Regions from separate parts of the Homo sapiens genome. Here region 1 is linked to region 2. A link is a loop called in an ENCODE intact Hi-C map of the cell type or tissue named here. Cell type or tissue: heart left ventricle. All regions are shown on one strand. Links, peaks and the distances in the headings refer to the core of each region. The heading gives the core; the rest is flanking DNA. Region 1 holds the start of LOC107987028 (a long non-coding RNA gene). Region 2 has its middle 150 kb from the start of CAAP1.

Region 1 (2,930 bases), core at 164-2,663, 61 kb after region 2:
TCACTTGAACCTGGGAGGCGGAGGTTGCAGTGAGCCGAGATCACACTGCACTCCAGCCTGGGTGACAGGGCAAGACTCTATCTCAAAAAAAAGAAAGAAAGAAAGAAAGAAAAATACATTCACAAAAAGACTTGTGCAAGAATACTCATAGTCACTTTTATCATATGGCCAAAAACTAGAAACAATCTGTGTCCGTCAATAAGAGAACAGATAGACTGGTAAGCAATGAGATGAACAACACAAAAGAACGAATTACTGATACATGAGACAACATGGATAAATCTCACAAACATTATGCCGTGTGAAAGAAGTCTTACACAACAGTATATACCTGTATATCTTACGAGTTCATTTATATAATGCTAGAATATGCAAGACTAATCTAGAGTGCGAAAACTTCAGAACAAAGGTTGCCTCTGGGGTTGTAGGAGGGATATCCTGAAAAGGAGAATGAGAAAACTTACTGTATTCTATATCTTGATAGGTAATACACGTGTGGCTATTCCTCAAAACTCAGGATCAGGTGCAGTGGCTCACGCTGTAACCCCGTCACTTTGGAAGGCTGAGACAGGAGGATTGCTTTACCTCAGGAGTTTGAGACCAGCCTGGGCAACATAGGGAGATCCCCTCTCTACAAAAAATGAAAAAAATTAGCCAGTGTAATGGTGTGTGCCTGTAGTTCTAGCTACTCAGGGGGCTGAGGCGGGAGAGTCACTTGAGCCCAAAAGGTCAAGGCTGCAGTGAGCCATGATCATGCCACTGCACCCCAGCCTGAGCAACACAGCGAGACTCCGTATGAAAAAAAAACCAAAACAAGAAACAGTAAATATACTCAAGTTGGTGCATTTCAATCAAAAGAAAAATGTAAACAAATATTAAAGTCTAGTTAATAATAAATATCTGAAGTATTTAGGGGAAGTGTGCTAGTGTCTTCAATTCACTTTGACATATGTCACAAATCATAAGATATATTAATGAATGGATAGATATATGATAAAGCAAGTATAGTAAAATGGTAATCATAGAATCTAGTATGTGGGTGTCTACTGTAAAATGTAAAACTTTGCTATATGCTTGAAAATTTTCATAACAAAATGTTAGAAGAAAATAAAAAATAAAATAAATATTAAGTGCAATACGTATGGTAGTAAACTTCCTTGGTATTAACCTTCCAAACTCTCGCTATGTTGCCCATTTGTTAAGTTTCAAATTATAACCACAATGAAGGCCTACTTATTTGGTTCTTAGAAATACTCCAACAAGCTTAAATATACTAAACTCCCCAACAGCAAGATTTTTTGCCTGTTTAACCAGTTACAAGCACCTAGTACTGTGTTTGGCACATAGTAAGTAGGATGTAGTAGATATTAAATATTTGTGGAATGAACTTCATCACATATAGTTCTCACTTTTTTTTTTTTTTTTTTGAAAGACAGGGTCTTGCTATATTGTCCAGGCTGGACTCAAACTCCTGGGCCCAAGTGATCCTCCCAGTTAGGCCTCCCAAGTCGCTGAGAATACAGGTGCATGCCACTGTGCTCAGCCACATATATTTCTTTCTTTTTTTTTTTTTTTTTCTTTTTAGAGACAAGGTCTTGCTATGTTGCCCAGGCTGGTCTCAAACTCCTGAGCTCAAGTGATCTGTCCACCTCAGCCTCCCAAAGTGCTGAGATTACAGGCATGAGCCACCATGCCTGGCCACATATATTTCTTAATCAAGCTATCTCAGTGCTTTTAGAAATGATGTGAGATGTGATAAAAGCAATGCAAATATCTTCTACAACCTAGCCCATAACCAAAAAATATTCCTGAAGTTAAGTATAGGTGATTCTAACACTGGTAAAATGTTAACCATCTAACTAAATTGATTTTAAAATGACAATGGGAGTTAATAAAATAGAATCCAAAGGATCCATGTAGTTTAGTTATGGATTTATTAATCCATAATTTAGTATTAATAATATTTAATTTAATAATATAATTATTAATAAATCCATAAATAAACTAAGCTTAACTTAGTTGGGCATCAGAATTATCTGAGAGTTTTCTAAAAAATACAGGTTTCTAGGCTTCACTTTGGAGATTCTGAATATAAAAAGAGACCCATGTACCACTACCAATTTCCTGCCCTCTTTGCTTTACTTTCCAATTGAATGAGAACTTTCTCATGGAAAATATATGATTGTTGTATACTAGGCTATTGGAGCACAGCTGGAAAATATAGTACCACTATCAATGATTAATAATGCTCTTAACTCTCCTTGCAGCTACTGAAGTAAGAAGATACCAGTCCTCGTCCCCTGACACACACAGAAAGTCACTGATGGCATTCAGATACAAACAGAGCAAAGGGATCAATGGTCCACGGACCCTGCTCTTTCCCGGGGTGCTATTCCAGTGGCCAGAGGAACCTCCCATCACTTCAGACTTTTGTTTTATTTGTTGTTGTCGTTATTTTTGGTCTTCTATCATTGACTCATAGCTCTCTCACACATTTTAATGTATTCGCTGCATCAGACCCAGAAAAACATTTGCCTGGTGTGTGAAAGAGCCTCTGATTACAGAATGAACTTTGTCTCTCCATAATTTGAAGAAGTTAAGGAAGGTCCCCACCCAAATGTTATGTCCTATTTTGATGCTCAAAATCTTAGTAAAATCACAGTGCAAAGGAAAGAGCACTGACTTTGGCATCACACAGATGAAACTTGGCTCTGCTATTCTCTTGTATTATTGTGGGTATGGCATCTCTGACATGAGGATAATAATCATTCTTCATAAGGCTGTCTTAATGAGTAAAGATAACACATATAAAGTCCTTGGCACAGTGCCTGACACACCGTAGATAACATTATAATAATAACAATAATTATTATTACCTTTATTGCTAAGCATTGCTGTTTCCCTTGGTTCTCTCTTAAAATGCCACTGTT
Region 2 (2,930 bases), core at 183-2,682:
ATCAACACCACTGTCCACCCACCCTGAATTCAGTTCATGCTTGCAAATTCACATATAACAGGAGCTCTGTAAATGTTATTATTCATGAGCCAAGAAAATTTGCATAACAATTACAGCTACCAGGAGACATGTGACTGCAACATGCACCATTTGCAAATCTTTGCAATGGAGAATCACTTTTGCAGTTGATGGAAAGAAGGTGGGGGAGTTGGTCATTTACCATAATGACTTTTTCATGATAAGCAGCCAGCATCTATGATTATTTTCAAAGGCAGTGAATAGGTTCAAAGTCCTACATTATTGGGCTTTAATTAGGAGTCTAGTTTGCATACATTTTAAATGTTAATCACTGTTCAGTGAGCCAGTGAACTCAGATAGGTCACCCACAACCTACTCTTTCCAGAAAAAAAAAATACCTTCTTTTTCTTCTTGTTGAGATGTAAAGTACTGTGGGGCAGTGGCACAAGATCCTGTTTCTCAAAAGAAAATGGCAAAGGACAGACAGTTCAGAATGATTACTCAAAATTTTGAGATTTGCAAAATTTGCTACATTTAGCTGAATTCTTATAACAACCCTCCCTACTCCAAAAATGTGGCAGAATACATATTGCCAATAAATTTCATGCATGTTGAAGACTATTTGGGAGCCTCTGTACATATTCTGAAGCACAGTGGCAAATACAGAAGCAGAGTGGAATATTTTCAGCCTAAAATTTAGTCTGAACTTGAGCAGGTCATTTCAATAGGGAACGTTAACCTGGTCCATTGTCCAATTTTGCCACCTGGCAAAATGAGAAAACCAAAGACTAATGCAACAACTGTATTTTGTTGAGTAAAATTGCCCATTATTATAAAACTGTGTCCTTCCTACTTTACTGATATTAAAGTGTCCTTTATTTTATAAAATAGGTTCTTAGTAGATGGTAGCCACAATGTATTGTTTATTTTTAAATAAGTCCTTGCTTAATAAAATTGAAAAGTTGGTGAAATTTAATCCTTGCTTAGTAAAATTGAAAAATCCCTGATAGATGGGTAAAATTCCTAAATTTGGAAAATACTGAAATTAGTACATCTCTAGTCCTGCTGTTCATCAGGCAAGAAGTCATGCTGCACAGGTCTGCTAAAAACCAGCACCCTGGCTTTGACCTTGCTGTTTTATGAGCTTTCATTTCTGTCCAAGACAGTGTTTAAAAGTCAGTATTTCTCCATTTCCTGACTCTCCTTTTGATGAGAAAGGACAAACACTTGGAAAAGAAAAAAAAAAATCATGCAAGGTGCTTGAAGACAGAAATTATTTCCTCAAAGTGTTTTAATCATGCTGTTGAAAACCACTTCCTCCATTGGCCTAATCACATAAATCATAGTAAAAGGTTAAAGACAAAGTTCAATTGTACCAAATTGCCTGTGATGGTTTCTCAGAAATGGATTACTTTCAATTAAAAGGTGAAGTCATTCTGCTACCCATTGGTATGCCTAGGTGGACTCTGGATTGTAACTTTATATTTCCTATCCAGATAATGTGCATAGATGTTTGGAGGGCAACAAGTTTAATTTCTATCAACATTTGACTCAAACCTAAATGCTGAATGCAACTTTCATGAAGTGTAATTACATATTATTAGCACCAGGGGGCAGTAGCCAGATTCTGTAAAAGGAAAATGATGCTAATACGATATTCAGTTATTTTCTCCTTGATAAACTATTAATACCACCTGAAACAGACTTCCTTTTTATTATTCAGAGTTTGTAGATACTAAGCATTGTGAATAGAGAAATTCATCAGAAATATGATTCATGTATTTTATAAATATATTACATTAGCAGATGTATTGCAGTGATTCTTAAATTCTAACTTCAGAACAGTGATGAAATAGAAAGACAAATAGAAATTCCAGCCTTGGGAGTCAGGAGACCAAAGACCTATTTTTCCTATGGTGCAGCAGCCTAGATGAGTTTCCTGATTCCCCCGAGCCTCACTCTCTTCATCTCTAAAATCATTTTTCTTTTTATTTCAAAAAATTTAGTTAAGGGATCTAATTGGCTTTTATTAGTGATTCATGAATTGGCCAGCATCTCATCTAAAGATTTATAAAAGACACTCCATTGGGCATGGCAGAACATTCAGTTTTCATAAGGTACCTTGAACAGGAACAAGGAAATAGCATAATACAAAAGAAAAAAACAGATTGGTTAACATCAGGTCACTTCAGGTTACCTTCTTTATAAGAATTAAAGCAGAGGGGACTTCCTTATCATACTGGCTAAAACTGGCCTGTTTGAGTGTTGCGGCTGTCATCTCTCTCTCTTGATTTCTCAGAAGGTTGAATGACGAATTCAATTTGGTAACATGGAACCTTAGCATGAGTGACCCCATTTTGGTTTGGTCTGTTCTATTAGGGCCTAATGTCAGAACTTACTTCAAAACAATGGCCTCTCATAAATTTTATTTAACCAAAGTATGTGTTCGGCCTGAAACACACAGTTCTGTTTATTAAGCATTTACTTTATGCCAAGTATTACGCAAAGTATATCACAAATATCATCTTATTTAATCCCTACAATAATGCTATGAAATGAATAGTGTTATTAGCCCCACAAGACTCAGGAAATTGATTCTTAGAGGGGTTAAGTGGGACAGAACTAGGAAATGGGAGGTCAGATTCGAACCCAAGTTTGGCTAACTCTAAGCCTACTACATATGACACTATACTGCTCGTCTTGCTAAAAGTTTCTTTCCTTTCCCAAGAACAAGTACTTAATTTGAACTAATCTGGTTAATACAAAATGGTAAAAGACCTACGCACACACAAACACCTCAGTATCCTCATCCCGCTTTTGGTGACATGGTCATCAACAGACAATGCTTTGCCTTGGTTGTCTAAGTCAGGAATAACCTAGTGAAAGGAATTTTGGAACAAGTAAATAGGAAG

Evidence for each region. A loop is a pair of places that touch in the nucleus more often than their neighbours do. Peaks named below come from ENCODE experiments on the same cell type or tissue, not always from the same donor. Only the 100,000 strongest peaks of a DNase experiment are listed, where the experiment ranks them.
Region 1: it touches region 2 in a loop (3-fold over the local background); 4 of 110 quality-filtered maps call a loop at or near these places.

The regions. Positions count from the first base shown.
Region 1 is chr9:26,803,553-26,806,482 of GRCh38, forward strand. It overlaps LOC107987028 (a long non-coding RNA gene), which reads right to left and starts at 532. Exons shown (of 4, transcript XR_001746568.1): 1 at 465-532. In heart left ventricle, for the core only: no CTCF peak of the experiment used is centred there; no DNase peak of the experiment used is centred there.
Region 2 is chr9:26,742,940-26,745,869 of GRCh38, forward strand. No RefSeq gene overlaps it. Among named protein-coding and RNA genes, the nearest start is that of CAAP1, 150 kb to the right of the region's middle. RefSeq lists an enhancer at 1-401. In heart left ventricle, for the core only: a CTCF peak has its summit at 1,628 (motif pointing right); no DNase peak of the experiment used is centred there.